Linked DNA regions of Homo sapiens: region 2 is linked to region 1. The links are chromatin loops, found by intact Hi-C in ENCODE. Cell type or tissue: dorsolateral prefrontal cortex. All regions are shown on one strand.

The links. Peaks named below come from ENCODE experiments on the same cell type or tissue, not always from the same donor. Only the 100,000 strongest peaks of a DNase experiment are listed, where the experiment ranks them.
Region 2: a loop joins it to region 1, with 3 times the contacts of the local background. A loop is called at or near these places in 64 of 110 quality-filtered maps.

What each region holds. Positions count from the first base shown.
Region 1 is chr11:117,222,313-117,230,312 of GRCh38, reverse strand. It overlaps PCSK7 (proprotein convertase subtilisin/kexin type 7), which reads left to right. Exons shown (of 17, transcript NM_004716.4): 3 at 457-936; 4 at 1,963-2,097; 5 at 2,991-3,156; 6 at 4,292-4,382; 7 at 5,558-5,612; 8 at 6,097-6,235; 9 at 7,005-7,105. The coding sequence starts at 469. Among named protein-coding and RNA genes, the nearest start is that of PCSK7, 5.8 kb to the left of the region's middle. In dorsolateral prefrontal cortex, a CTCF peak has its summit at 3,695 (motif pointing right); a DNase peak (open chromatin) is centred at 3,772; H3K4me3 peaks cover 43 bases; H3K27ac peaks cover 2,031 bases.
Region 2 is chr11:116,876,714-116,884,713 of GRCh38, reverse strand. SIK3 (SIK family kinase 3) reads left to right here. Exons shown (of 25, transcript NM_001366686.3): 7 at 7,672-7,790. Among named protein-coding and RNA genes, the nearest start is that of APOA1, 43 kb to the right of the region's middle. RefSeq lists a silencer at 4,610-4,659. In dorsolateral prefrontal cortex, CTCF peaks have their summits at 4,482 and 4,682 (motif pointing left); a DNase peak (open chromatin) is centred at 3,353; H3K27ac peaks cover 6,823 bases.

The sequences.
Region 1 (8,000 bases):
AGGACAACTGGACTGAGGAGTCAGCTAGGGAAAGATTTATGTCCCCTCTAAATGTAGGGGTGAAGGGGTTGTCTCTGCTAAAGAACAGTCACGATGCAGCCAGTAGTTTGTGGAAGCGATGTGTGCTTTGAGCCCTGTGGGTGGCAACAGGGGTTGCTCGCAGTGCCTGTGAGCAACTGGACCTCCTGCTGGATTAGCTGGTGTCGTGAGGATTGGCTGTCTTGCTGTGGGAGGCCATCCGCTGGTGTTAGTGCTGGCCCACACTCCACCTGGGGGCTTATCCCTGTTGGTCAGGGATAAATGTGAACAAAAAGAGAAGATCAAATGTTTCACAATTTAAAAGGCATGGCTTAGGGACTTCCAGGGGGAACACATGGATGGCTCAGCATCTCCCTCTCAGATTCCTGCAGTTACCAGCTCTTTGATCTCTTCCATATCCTTTTTCTTTGTCTGCAGTCCACTGCTCTGATGCCGAAGGGGAGGCAGAAAGTGCCACACTTGGATGCCCCCCTGGGCCTGCCCACCTGCCTCTGGCTGGAATTAGCCGGGCTCTTCTTACTGGTTCCCTGGGTCATGGGCCTGGCAGGGACAGGTGGGCCTGATGGCCAGGGCACAGGGGGGCCGAGCTGGGCTGTGCACCTGGAAAGCCTGGAAGGTGACGGGGAGGAAGAGACTCTGGAGCAGCAGGCGGATGCCTTGGCCCAGGCAGCAGGGCTGGTGAATGCTGGACGCATCGGAGAGCTTCAGGGGCACTACCTCTTTGTCCAGCCTGCTGGGCACAGGCCGGCCCTGGAGGTGGAGGCCATCCGGCAGCAGGTGGAGGCTGTGTTGGCTGGGCATGAAGCTGTGCGCTGGCACTCAGAGCAGAGGCTGCTAAGGCGGGCCAAGCGCAGCGTCCACTTCAACGACCCCAAGTACCCGCAGCAATGGCACCTGGTGAGTCCAGTCCTGCAGTTTGCAGTTTCAGGTGGGTAGGTTCCAGTCCAGTTCTTTAATGGGCTTTTGACTATATCACTCTTCAGTCACCTCCATCCTTTGCCTGAGGGACCATTTCCCGGTTCTGTGGTGTTTCCCTAGGCTCTCCCTCCCTTCTACTGTCTTCTAGAGGCCGGTGTTCTACAGTGCTCAGGGCACAGATGGTGCAGCCAGGCTGCCTGGGCTCATGGTCCAGCTCTGCCACTTACTAGCATGTGCATTTGGGCAAGCTGCTTAAACTCTGTGCCTCAGCTTCTCCATCTGTAAAGTGGAGATTGTAATAGTGCCTACCTCATAGAGTTATGGTTAGGGTAAGTGAATGTATACATGTGTAGCACTTAGAACCATGCCTGACACATGGTAAACACTATGACATAAGTGATACGATACTACCATTGGCATAAGAGGTGTATCATCTGGCCCGGTGCGGTGGCTCACGCCTGTAATCCCAGCACTTTGGGAGGCCGAGATGGGCAGATCACGAGGTCAGGAGATCAAGACCATCCTGGCTAACACAGTGAAACCCTGTCTCTACTAAAAATACAAAAAATTAGCCAGGCGTGGTGGCAGGCGCCTGTAGTCGCAGCTACTCGGAAGCCTGAGGCAGGAGAATGGCGTGAATCCGGGAGGCGGAGCTTGCAGTGAGCCGAGATCCTGCCACTGCACTCCACACTCCAGCCTGGGTGACAGAGCAAGACTCCGTCTCAAAAAAAAAAAAAAAAAAAGAAGTGTATCATCCAACCCTTCACCCTAGCTACCATTTTATCCCGAATCCCCCATGACTGATGACAAACTTTCCTAGAATCCAAGGCTGTGGCAGAGCTCTCACCTGCTCCTCCTTGACTCTGTTCCCACCTGACCTATTGGTCTGCAATCTGTCTGGCTCTTTGGTGGAGGCCAAGGGTGAAAAGGGGCTGCTAGCTATAACTTCATCTCCCTCTGGGCTGTGCTATGTGTCACTGTATTCCCATCCTGTCTCTCTTACAGAATAACCGACGGAGCCCGGGCAGGGACATCAACGTGACGGGTGTGTGGGAACGCAATGTGACTGGGCGAGGGGTGACGGTGGTGGTAGTGGATGACGGAGTGGAACACACCATCCAGGACATTGCACCCAACTATGTGAGTGGCCCTGGAACGACACCCCTCACTCCCCACGTCTTACCTCCTTCTTGATGTTGCCTCAGTCTTGTCCCCTTTTCTAGAGGTCTTTGGGCCAAATAAAAGAGCCTGGGAGGTGGGATGGGGTTCATCCTCTTCTTTTCCCTAGCTAGCCAGTCAAGGCACAGCAGGTGGCTCTAACTCTAAGAACAATCCTGCTCTCAGTTCTAGTCCTTTTCTGAGGAGTAAGGAGTGGCCCCTGCAGGCAACTTCCCTCTTGTTGGAAATCCGAGTGCCTTCCTCTCTCTAAAGCGTGGCCTCTAGGGAGCCCTACCTGCCTTTTTTCCAGGTTTCCCAAGCCGTGGAGCTGTAGGCACATTCGCATAATGGGCAAGAGAAGTTTGCTGGGAGCTGTGGCACTTCTCAGTTTTGCCCCAGTGTCCTTTGCTCATATCTTTTAGCCAGTGTGGTTTGCAGATAGAAATGGGCTTATTGGGTCCGGGCGCGGTGGCTCACGCCTGTAATCCCAGCACTTTGGGAAGCCAAGGCGGGCGGATCAGGAGGTCAGGAGTTTGAGACCAGCCTGGCCAAGATGGTGAAACCCCGTCTCTACTAAAAATACAAAAATTAGCCAAGTGTGGTGGCGCTCACCTATAGTCCCAGCCACTCGGGAGGCTGAGGCAGAAGAATCGCTTGAACCTGGGAGGCAGTTGTTGCAGTGAGCTGAGATTGTGGCACTGCACTCCAGCCTGGGCAACAGAGTGAGACTCCATCTCAAAAACAGAAACGATGAGAAATGAGCTTATCGCCCTAGCTTCGATTCCCAAACTCCCATTTCCTTTCTGTCCCTGAACCCCAGGACCTGATCCCCTCTAACCAGTGAATGACCACATGTCACCTCCAAAATATTTCAGAGCCCTGAGGGTAGCTATGACCTCAACTCTAATGACCCTGACCCCATGCCCCACCCGGATGTGGAGAATGGCAACCACCATGGCACGCGATGTGCAGGAGAGATCGCGGCTGTGCCCAACAACAGCTTCTGTGCCGTGGGCGTGGCCTACGGGAGCCGCATCGCAGGTAACTTGTGCCTCCAGCCTAGCCTTGGTAGGCTGCTCCTGTGACCACAGTCTTCATTTCCTGCACCCCTCCCTACTCTGAAACATCTTTATCCCATAGCCCAGCTGACACACATAGCATAGAGCAAGGGTGAGTTTATAATAGGTGTCTGTAGGACATATCAGCTCATTGATTTTTCAGTGCAGTGGTGTTTCAAACATGTTTTTCTATTTATAGTTCCATAAATTACAAAGTGCCTTCTTGTCGGTTTTTCCTCTATGATCCGATACGTCTATGGTGGCAGCCTTTGCATTTCCCAGCTCCCCAGCTCCCCAGCTCCCAGTCCCACTGATGGTCACGGGCTGCTCTCCATCCTTTTGGGGGAGCTGAGCAGCCCTATTCCTCCCTGGAGGTGGTTCTGTGGTTCTTTCACACTCAACGTCTGTCCATCAAGGCAAAAGGTGAAGGGAATGAATGGGGAAGCCCTCACCATAACTCCTTATGTGCTTGGGAACCTACAGACTGAACAGACTATTCCTCTTATACTCCAGCAGAGGGCAGTAGCTCTCCATAAATGAGACCGGAGGAGCCAGAAACCCTGTCCAAGTCCCTTCTCTGAAAGTGCCACAGCACTGCAGCCTGGGCGACAGAGCCAGACTTTGTCTCTCTCTATATATATATTTTTTTGGTGGGGGGACAAGTAATACGTATACATGGTGTAAAAATGCAAAATGGGCTGGGCGTGGGGGCTATGGGGATCACACCTGTAATCCCAGCACTTTGGGAGGCCAAGGCAGGCAGATCACTTGAGGTCAGGAGTTCGAGACCAGCCTGACCAATATGGTGAAACCCCATCTCTACTAAAAATACAAAAATTAGCCGGGTGTGGTGGCATGCGCCTGTAGTCCCAGCTACTTCGAGGCTGAGGCAAGACAATCGCTTGAACCCAGGAGGTGGAGGCTGCAGTGAGCCGAGATCATGCCACTGCACTCCAGTCTGGGTGACAAGTAAGACTTTATCTCAAAAAAAAAAAAAAGCAAAATGTACAAAGAGCATGTAGGGAAAAATAAGTCTCCCACATATGGCTCCCCACCTCCCAGTTCCCCGGCTAGGAGACCAGCATTAGTGAGGAGCTGCTGTGGCCTTCATTGCCTAGGTATCCGGGTACTGGATGGACCTCTCACAGACAGCATGGAGGCAGTGGCGTTCAACAAGCACTATCAGATCAATGACATCTACAGCTGCAGGTGAGGCAGAGCTGCAGATGAGAGGGCAAGAGCCTGGAGCACCTGGGACAAATCCGCCAACAAAATCCCAACCAGTGGGCTGACTTAGGCCGGAGCAGGGGTCTCCTCATTGGGTTCAGCTAATAAGTCCATTGCCTTCATTTCTCTAGATTCCCAGCCACTGGGCACTCAACCTTAAGCCCCCGTCACCCCCGTAATCAGATTGCCACATGAGAAGCCCTGGCCTGTGCACATTTATTTGTTTTCTAAACTCCTAAGGCCTCTGCAAGAAAGCGGGCTTTCTTCTCCATCCACAGGCCAGCTGAATGCCCAACACCAATCCCCCACCCCACGCCAATGCACTGCACCTTCAGGGCATGGCTGTGCTGGACTGGACAAGAAGGAAATGGGGTTGGGGGCCCACATGGCATTGATGGCACCTGTTCCTCCCCCGACATACCTCCCTTAAATCCATGACATCATCCACAGGGTACACTTCCCGATAGAGACAGAATAGAGAACTCCTCAACCTGAGAACCAAGAGCTTCCACAGAAGTTCATGGGCGCTCTGCCTTCTACCCTACGAGTTGGGCCAGGTGCGGTGGCTCACGCCTGTAATCCCAGCACTTTGGGAGGCTGAGGCATGTGGATTGCTTGAGGTCAGGAGTTCAAGACCTGCCTGACCAACATGGTGAAACCCCATCTCTACTAAAAATACAAAAATTAGCCAGGCTTGGTGGTGGGCACCTGTAATCCCAGCTACTCCAGAGGCTGAGGCAGGAGAATCGCTTGAACCTGGGAGGTGGAGGTGGCAGTGAGCCAAAATCGCGCCATTGCACTTCAGCCTGGGCAACAGAGGAAGACGCCGTTTCAGGAGAAAAAAAAAAAAAAAAAAAGGTCTACATGTCTCTGATCCCTAGATCAGGAGATGAGTGACCTCTGTCCCTCTCTGCCACTATGGGCTATGGGGACATTCACAAGGAAAAGAAGAGCCTTAGCACACTTCTGTTTTCCACTTTGGAGAGGGGATGGACCTTTGAACCCTGTGCCTTTTAATCACGGAAGCCTTTAAGTGGAACCCTTGGGAGGAGTTAAGAGCTGCAGGTCAAAGGGCAGCCAGCTGAGACTGGGAGGCGCTGGGTGGGTAGCCGCAGCCTGGCTCTGGCTGTCCCCTCTAGGTATTTATTTCTCAACAGCTGGGGACCAGATGACGATGGGAAGACAGTGGATGGCCCCCATCAGCTTGGAAAGGTAACTGGCCTGCACAAAGACTCTGAGAAACGGGATGCCCTCTTCATACAGTCCCGGGAGAACTGCTGCAAGTTGACCCATCTTCCCACTCCACCTCCACGCTCAGTCTCCTTTCAGGAAGAGAACACCTAACGTCGGGGCAGGAAGCCTAGGGGACGTTTGTTCCTAGAGAGGGAAATGGAACAGTGCTTTGAGATTGTTTCCCTTTCATCTTATCCTCAGCTCCCATGCCTGGCCCCACCCTGTCCTCTGATAAGCAGAGGGTGTCCATCAGTCATCATTCAACTCACAGCTGCCCCACATCCTGGGTCAACTCACAGCTCCCTCACATGCGGGGTCCATCTTCCAATCTTTCCCCCATGCCCAGTGCCCTTTGAACTTTTTTCCCTTTGTTTCTAGAAGGGGTGGAGAGGGTGACTGATGTGGTAGGCGGAGGTCTTTCTGTGGGTTCCTCAACTGACACCCTGATGTTTTGGCTCCTCAGGCTGCCTTACAACATGGGGTGATTGCTGGTCGCCAGGGCTTTGGGAGCATCTTTGTGGTAGCCAGTGGCAACGGAGGCCAACACAACGACAACTGCAACTACGATGGCTACGCCAACTCCATCTACACCGTCACCATAGGTAGTCACCCAATGTTTCTGTGCTCCTGTGTGTGTGTCACCGAAGGGTTAGGGCATCACACGTCTTGTCCTAGCTTCTGTGTGTGTCTAAATGTGTGAGCACAATAATCTCTTTGGGCTCAGATAGGACTAGCCCTGCTTGCAGAGGACCTTGGGACTTCTTAGATGTCAGCATACCCTGGGAACACCTTCAAGCCATCATCTGGAGATCACCGAGCTGCCTCCACCCCACCACAGCTGGTTAGGCCTCTGCTCTGGCCTGTCTTTCTGTGGGCCACCTTCTGCCTGCTGGAAGCCTCCCCTGACTCCCCACAGGCCTAAATTAAGTGCCCTTTGCCTGTGCTCCCAGTTAGCATGTGTTTATTTACTTACCTGACTTCTACCTGACTCTAGGCTCCTCGAGACTAGGACTGCGGCCTTTTCCATATGGCCCTGATGCCTGGCACGGGTGTGACCCACAGTAGATGGGTAATGAATGTTGAAAACAGTAAGCATGTGAATGAATAAGTGGGTATGAAGGTAGAAGGCTGCCAGTTGTACCCCAGAGCCTACTGAAAGAATGGTATTGCGGCACAGAATGCCCTCTGCCACTTGAGACTGCCTGTTCAGAAGAGGATCAGGACTGCTCTGAGGGACGTGGGCCGCTCAGATCATGTTTCAAACTCAGGACAGCCCCCCAGGATGGTAACTCCAAGATAACTGACATTAGCAAGCCCCTGCCACAGGACCCCCTCTGCATCTCAGCTCTAATCTCCCTCCTCTGTCCCTAGGAGCTGTGGATGAGGAGGGACGCATGCCTTTCTATGCAGAAGAATGTGCCTCCATGCTGGCAGTCACCTTCAGTGGTGGGGACAAGATGCTTCGGAGCATTGTGAGTGCCTCCCGGGCCCTCCACGGCCTGCCCCTTTCCCACAAGACTTCACGTCTCAGACATCACAGCGCTTCTCACTGTTCCCTGCTTCCCCGCCCCAACACTCAGGCTCCTCTTCCCCCACAGAGCTGGATGTCTTAAGGCATGCCACCCTTGGAGTAGTAGACTCGGGGACTCTGAATACATCTTGGGAATGCTTTTATCTTAGAAATTTGGATTTAGGACGAATATACATATTTTTAGAAACTAAGTGTCACATGGGGCCAAACATGGTGGCTCACTCCTGTAATCCCAGCACTTTGGGAGGCCAAGGCGGATGGATCACTTGAGGTCAGGAGTTCAAGACCAGCCTGGCCAACATGGTGAAACCCTGTCTCTACTAAAAATACAAAAATTAGCCTGGTGTGGTGGCGGGCATCTGTAATCCCAGCTACTTGGGAGGCTGAGGCAGGAGAATCGCTTGAAACAAGGAGGCGGAGGTTACAGTGAGCCAAGATTGCACCACTGTACTCCAGCCTGGGTGACAGAACAAGACTCCTTCTCAAAAAAAAAAAAGAAACTAAGTGTCACATGGATTAAACAACTTTTTCACACTCAAGGAAATGCACAAACAACTTCTTTGCAGTGTCTTCCTTTGGTAAAATTTGGGCTTTTGCTAATTTCTGTGGACTTAAAAAAAACTCCTAATTCCATTGCCCTTCAGCTCTTAGGTAAATACTGTGAGTTCTGGTCATGTGCATCTTCAGGAGGAAAGCTAGTCTGGTTGTCGTTTTTATGGGATGAGTGGGAAGAGGAGTGGGGGAATGTCTCATGTCAACACCAGAGAGAGCTCTTTCTCTGGAGCTATAATTGGAGCCATAGCAAATGAAATTCGAGCAGGGTCATGGAGCTTCTC
Region 2 (8,000 bases), 350 kb after region 1:
TTTGAGGCCGGGAGATCAAGGTGGCCAGCCTGGGCAACATAGCAAGACCCTGTCTCTAAAAAATAAAAATAAAAAAAATAGCCAGATGTCACTTTGGGAGGCCGAGATGGGCAGATCACGAGGTCAGGAGATCAAGACCATCCTGGCTAACACGGTGAAACCCCACCTCTACTAAAAATACAAAAAATTAGCTGGGCGTGGTGGCATGCACCTGTAGTCCCAGCAACTCAGGAGGCATATTATCGTTTATGAGGCAGGATAATCATTTGAACCCGGGAGGCGAGGTTGCAGTGAGCCGAGATCGCACTGCTACACTCCAGCCTGGGCGACAGAGCGAGACTCCATCAAAAAAAAAAAAAAAAAGCCAGATGTGGTGGTGTGTGCCTGTAGTCTCAGCTACTGGAGAAGCTGAGGCAGGAGGATCACTTGAGCCCAGGGGTTCGAGGCTACAGTGAGCTATGATTGCACCCAGCCTGGCCAACAGAATGAGACTCCATTTCAAAATAAAAATAAATAACTAGTCCTTTAACTTGGTATTTAGAAATGTTTATTTCTATTATAGCAGTAATATGTCAAAATTTAATGTATAGAATAAAAGCATTCCAATCCTTATAACACCATTGTTCTAGCAGTACCCAAAATAACAAAATTTCAGTGCAACAACAAAATCCCTGTATTTTGTATTATTATAGTTAACATTTATACAATCTCTGAATGTATCTATAGGTTAGCACATTTACTGTATGTTATTTATATATACAAATGTCATTTTTTTTTTTTAAGACAGAGTCTCACTCTGTCACCCAGGCTGGAATGCAGTGGCACAATCTCGGCTCACTGCAACCTCTGCCTCCCGGGTTCAAGTGATTCTCCTGCCTCAGCCTCCTGAGTAGCTGGAATTACAGGCACACGCCACCATGCCTGGCTAATTTTTGTATTTTTAGTAGAGACTGTGTTTCACCATGTTGGCCAGGCTGGTCTTGAACTCCTGGCCTCAAGTGATCTGCCTGTCTCGGGCTCCCAGAGTGCTGGGATTATAGGCGTGAGCCACCATGCCGGGCCCAAATGTCTTATTTTGAGGACCATTTGTCTATTTGTTTACATTTTTAAATAGTGACTATGTTAAATAAATAGGTTTGATCTTAGCTGGCAGTTGACATTGACAGTGTTTCTTGAGCGTATTAATAAAACATCATTTTTAGGGCTTAGTCCACAAGCAGAGTGAAGATTCCTAACTCTGGCTGGCTTCTTAGCAAAAGAAGGTATCTTGGCAGAAAACACCCCTGGTTTCTTATTGATTTACTTTTTAATTATTTCTGCAGGGATCATAGCACTGCAAGATAGTCACACTGTTCTGTCCATGTTATAACAAGATCAGGACATTATAACAGACTTTATTTTCTTTTCATGAGGAAAAACAGCATGTTTTGTGTGCAGTTTGTCTTTTAGGAAAAGGCAGGCAGCATTAAAGAGGTGCTCTGAGACAAACATTTTTTAAATCCAGAACATCTAAAATACAGGGATAGACTCTTATCAAAGCCATGTGGCTCCATCCTGAGATTGCTGTTGCAGGCCATCCATTGGTCTTGTTCTGTTTGCTATAATAGCATCACTTCTCCCCCAGGGCTGGTACCCGAGCTGGACAAAGTGAGTGGATAACAGCATCAAGCAGTGTATTGCATAGCATCCTTGTTCTGAAAACTTTAAGACTTTAATGTCATTTAACTTTTAAAAGGTTTTTGTCAAGTAATTCATTTTCCATAGAAACATGTTTCAGAGATTTAATCGCCAATTTATTTTTGTTTCCTTTTTAGATTTTGAAATTTAGAAAAAATAGAACCCTCTTTGAAGTGAGAATTGTGCCAGAAGCAATTCATTACTAAGAAGTAAACATTTTTAAGAAGTTTGTTTAAATTATTGAAAATATAGAACTCTTGGGCTGGGTGCTTTAGAATTACCTTTGAACACACCTACCATTGACTGGACCAAGTACATAAGAAACTAGATCATCCCCTTCTTCTGAGCACCTGTAAGCAGCATGCACTTTCTTGCCTGCAAGAAAGCCTTTCTGTGCCTTCTGGTACACAGATGTCTTCTGTTTCCACCAGCTCAAAGCAGCTTTATGTGGTCAGAAAGAATCCATGACTCAGTTTCTTCTATGCCATTGCTCACCACAGAGCTGGAAAGGATTGTTTTGCCATGTTCTGTTCTTTGGTGTCACATGCAGGGTTTCAGGGACAAATGGCTTTCCCTCCTTCATAGGATCAGCCTGAAGAGTCTGATGATCTGGTTCCTTAAATTTTTACCTATCTCCTCTTATCTTTGATCCTTGATTCGGGAAGCCTTCTGTTTCAAGCCTTCCATCATAGTCTTCATCACCTTGCAACAACTAGAGTATATAAATAAGTTTGCTCTACCACAGTGTATTTAATCCTCACCAGCAAAATTATGAATAAGACAACGCTCCCCATTTAGTGTTCTCATGTCCCTGCCTCATTAATCCATCCAACTTGCCGTCTCCCCTTAAAGCTAGTTCTTGGTCTTTGCACCATCTATTTGCCTGGCCCATTTTGTACTAACCTAGCTTGTGGGTGATTCTGTCATGATGGAACCTGTGAAGATGACATGGCATCTGATCTGCCAGAGGAGAGAATTGTTTTGGTTTGTTTTCATAACCCAGAATACCAATAATGTGTTTATTTTAGGTACCATGTAGGTTAAGAGCTCCCTGGAGTAAGACTGACCAGAATTTGTATTCTGCTTTGGCCTCTTATTATCTGATCAAGTTTCTCAACTTCTCTGATTTTAAATTCTCTTTGTCTATAAAATTGAGATAATAGTATTGGGTTGGTTTGTGAAGTAGATGCTTAAATTAACTTAAAGGGTTTAGCACTTTGCCTATCATGTAAATGGTCAATAAATGTTAGTAATGATTAAATAATATTGTTGAATGAATTGCTCTATTAGTCTTTCATTCTCTTCTTCCCTATTTTTTTTACTCTTTTCTATGTATCTTTCTCTCATTTTTGCTCTCTTGGTATGCCAAAGGGACATTACTATTTTCAGTCAAATCCACACGGCTTATGGAGAAGACTTATCTCCCAAGAATTGTTTTGGTTTGTTGTAACCACTTAGAGAAATTTGTTTTATTATCAAGGACAAAAAAAAAGAAAAAAAATGTTGCTTTCACAGATACGGACTCACACTGGCTATGTCAACTTAATTCTCATTTTAGGACCCTGCCCATACAGCAGCTCTCTCCCCACAAAGTCATCCAAATGCCTGGCAGCGCAGCAGGGCAAGGCCTGTGCTGAACATCCTCTAGTTAACGTTCTGTTGGCAGATCAGGTTTCCTGGGCCCACAGTGACTCTCACTGCGGAGACCGCTTGGCGTCTTGCATGGAGCAGATGAAAGCAGCTCTGAAGGGAAGCTGCTTCTCTGGCACACACAAGCAGAGGAGCATATTCTTGCATTGCCCAAAGTGGTTCAGTTTCATTTAGCATCAGAGGCCCTGCCTTTTGGGTGGGAGCAAATAATGGGGCCCTTTTATTTTTTATTTATTTATTTATTTTATTTATTTATTTTTTTAGAGACGGAGTCTCGCTCTGTCGCCCAGGCTGGAGTGCAGTGGTGCGATCTCGGCTCACTGCAAGCTCCGCCTCCCAGGTTCACGCCATTCTCCTACCTCAGCCTCCCGGGTAGCTGGGATTACAGGTGTGTACCACCACACCCAGCTAATTTTTGTATTTTTAGTAGAAACAGGGTTTTACCATGTTGGCCAGGCTGGTCTCGAACTCCTAGCCTCAAGCAATCTGCCCACCTCAGCTTCCCAAAGTGCTGGGATTACAGACGTGAGCCACCATGCCTGGCCAACAGGGACCTTTTAGACAATAAAATAGAGTAGTTCTTGGTATCTGGAAAAGTTGATGTTTTGTTTAATGTGAGGGCTCCATCTTTCCATGCTTGTAAATTGAATGTCCTGTGGGTGATTGTGTTCTTAGGTTTGAGAGCATCTATTCCCCTCGTTTTCACCCTGTTTCCATGTTTTATGTAGAATGGTGTCTTCAAATCTCATCTGAATTTAATTTCATGAACTACATGACACTTAGGAAATATGAATTGATGATGATACTCTAGCTTTCTGCATTTTGTCATATTTTCCATCTGCACCACATATGAAAAATGTTAAATTTCTGTTCCTTGGCACGTTCGATATTATGTAGGATAGTCAAGATTAAAAAGCTCTTGCCCTTGACACTGTAACCAAGAATTGTTTTGGTTCTTAATCTGGGGCCTGTAGACACCAGGGTCTGGGGGATCTATGCAGGCTTCATAGGACATCGTTGAGTAGTCTAAAGTTACATGCAAGGTCTTGTGTATAAATTCTTGTGCAGATTTTTTTTTTTTTTTGGAGAATTTTCAAGGCATCTGAGGCCAAATAATGGTTAAGGATGACTGAATAGAGGTTTCAAGATCCTGAAATTGAACTAGATATATCTTCTAATTAGGAATTATTATGGTACTGTTTTTGGTTTGGTTGTGTGTGTGGTGGTGTTGTTGTTATTGTTGTTTGCTTTTAAGGAAATTGCCTTGGAAAAAATCTGTTTTAAAGCAAGCCTGTAACTGAACACCATTCAGCTTTGGTCATCTTATGCACTAAATTGTGTGTGGAGACCAAAGGAAAACAGGAGAGTGCCATCTAGAGGCCTTAACAACAGTTTGGTCCTAGCCTTCTCCCTACACAGGAGTCTTTAACAACTTCCTAAATTAAGAACACTTTTGTCCTCTTAAGTAACTGCAAACGATAAACATATGTGTCAATGACATTTATAATCTATACAGGTGCTGCTACAGTTGTGGCTCTAGCCTTACTACTCTGGAAATGTAATTTTAATAAAGCGTACTGTTGTAGATGGCATTTACTTTATTCTATAGGAATGTAGAAGTCTTTGAGATGTACACTGCATTTGAATATAGTTTTAATTGTAAAGCAACAACAAATTGATGCCTGATGTAAGAAATCATTTTGATATAGGAACTTTGTTGTATTATCTTTTGAAGTTAGAGTAAATTAAAATAAGAGTAATTTATCTTAGTTACTTGTAGTATTCTTTTCACAACAGTAATATAGAATGGTGTTTGCCAAATGGTATAGAAATTGAAGAGTTGAATTCACCCTAGAAAAGTAGATCAATTTATATCCATGTGGAGATGTATAATAGGGTAGTCAAGAGCACAGCTTAGAAGTCCCAACTTTACCATTTCTTTGCCATGTTGAATATGTTAACTTTCAAAATCTTGTTTCTTCTTCATTTATAAGTGGAGCTAATTATAGTCTCTAAGTTAAGGTTGTTGTGAAGGTTAAATGTAATAAAGTTGGTAAGCACAGTGCTTGGTATATCAAAAGTAGTTTTTTGTAATAATGTCTTACTGTTGTTGTTATTTTCACTGGCCAGTTTTGTTTTCAGGACGGTTGTGATTAAATAGAAGCAGAAAATTTAAAAACCTATAGAAAATTTTATTTTAAAAAAATTTTCACAATTACAATCTCATTTGATTAAATACTCAACAAATATTTATTTACATATTCAGTAGATATTTATGCAGCTCCTAAGTGTCTAGATATAATAACCATTTTAGGTACTGGAGAGTTGATACTGGGTACAACAGAAAGAAAGACATGGGCCTTGCATTGCAGTGGAGGAGTCAGACAATAAGTAAATACATAAACAAGATGGTTTCCCAAAGAAATCATTTGCGTGAAGACAATGAATGTGATGTAATAGAGAGTGACTGGAGGCCCATCTTAGAGTAGATGGTTAAAGAAGAGCTTTCTGAGGAAGTGACGTTTAAACTCTTACCTGAATGACAAGGAGCCAATCATATGAAGATCTGAGGAATGGCCATTTCCACTAAAGGAAAAAACAAACAAAAAAACACATGTAAAGGCCATTGGATGAGAGTGTGTTAAACATGTGCAAAAACTAGAAATGTGCATAGTGGCAGGAAACCAGGTCAGAGAGGGAAGTAGGGGGCCAAGCGCGGTGGCTCACGCCTGTAATCCCAGCACTTTGGGAGGCTGAGGCAGGCGGATCACTTGAGGTCAGTTGTTCGAGACCAGCCTGGCCAACATGGTGAAACCTCGCCTCTATTAAAGATGCAAAAATTAGCTGGGCGTGGTGGCACAGGCCTGTAATCCCAGCTGCTGGAGAAGCTGAGGCAGGAGAATCACGTGAACCCAGGAGGCGGAGGTTGCAGTGAGCCGAGATCGCACACTGCACTCCACAGCCTGGGTGACAGAGCGAGACTCTATGTAAAAAAAAAAAAAAAAGGGAGAGAGAGAAGTAGGAGCCTTGGAGGCCCAGGACTTTAGATTTCATTCTGAGGGTTATGGGAAGAGATTGGAGAGTTACAGGCAAAGTGGTGATATGCCCAAATTTATGCTTTGGAAAAATTCCTTTTGCCTCTCTATAGAAAACAGATTGTAATGGAGAAAGAATGGAAGCAGAAAGACCGGGTAGGAGACTTTTGCAGCGTGTAAGTCAGAAATGGTGGCTTGGATAAAGATGTTGAATTAATGGTTCAGTGCTGAATTAGTGTTGGGGGATTTGGATCCCCCAACAACTCTGCACCACAGGGGCAGGGTAGCATTGTGGTTAAGAGAACCAGGTGAAGAGTCAGGCTATCTGGTTTGACTTAATAGCCATGTGACCTTGACAAGTTTCTTTACCTCCCTGTGCCTGGTTTTTGCTATTCCTAAAATGGGAACAATGATAGTACATTCCTCCTAGGATTGCTGTGTAGATTAAATGAGGAAATAATAATTGTAAAATGCTCAGAAGATGCATCAATAGTGCTGTTTTGGTATCATCATCACTGCCTTCATCACAACTATTACTCTCATCACCCTCAGTAGCCACATTTTATAGATGAGAAAACTTAGAGGGTGGTTTTGAAATCAGAATATACGTTTCTTGATTTTGAATCCATTGTTCTTTCTGCAATGTAATCTGTAATACGAGCTCCCAGAGAAAAATTTCTATAGATCTGAATATCTGTAGCTCACAGCCCAGTTTTAAATACCTATGACTATTTAAATAACATTGAGAAGAAAATGATAAATAAGGCTAGCTGAATCCCAGGGCATAGGAGAGAAGTAGCCTGTGGCTCTCTCCCCACACACCTTGTGCCATCAGAAATTCAAGTTCCCTGAGTTTTGAAGAAGGGTATTGCACACCTAAGCCAAAAGCATTAGTATGCGCGTGGTGGTACATTTAGGAGGATAGAACTGAATATTTTGAGAACCTTGTAAGATACTGAATCTCTTTAGAGGCCATTCTACTCTTCATTACTTGTGTTAAATAGGGCCATATACATAATATAAATAAATGAAATCCATGGATTATCCCCAGACCTTTTCTGGTCAGCCTTTTGGTGAAGGCAACAACCAGACTACCACACTTGAGTTTCTTTTTCTCCACCTCTCTCTGCCTTTGCTTAGCCCCTTCTGGTGGCATAAGCAACAGAATAGGTAAGGATCAAAGAGCAAGAGAGACAAAATTAGAAGCAGGGAGTTGGATAGCCTCCCTGCTGGCTTTGCCCCTGGTTCCTCTACTCCCCTGGTGCCTCCCCTCACCAGAGACTGAAGGCAGGCTGTTTGTCCATTGCAGAATGTGAGCATTTGATCCGCCATATGTTGGTGTTAGATCCCAATAAGCGCCTCTCCATGGAGCAGATCTGCAAGCACAAGTGGATGAAGCTAGGGGACGCCGATCCCAACTTTGACAGGGTGAGCTGGGAACCGCTGCTGCAGGGGACTCCTCTGAAAGCTGCTGCAGCCTCCTTTGCATGTGATTGTAATCAGGCCATAACCTGAAAGGCGGACACTGGGAACAAACTATTATGTAACACTAAAGCAGCACGTGAAGCAAGCAAGAAGGAATGTAAAACCAGTTAAACTGCTGGAGAATAGTGATCATGGTTCCCTACCATGTGTCCC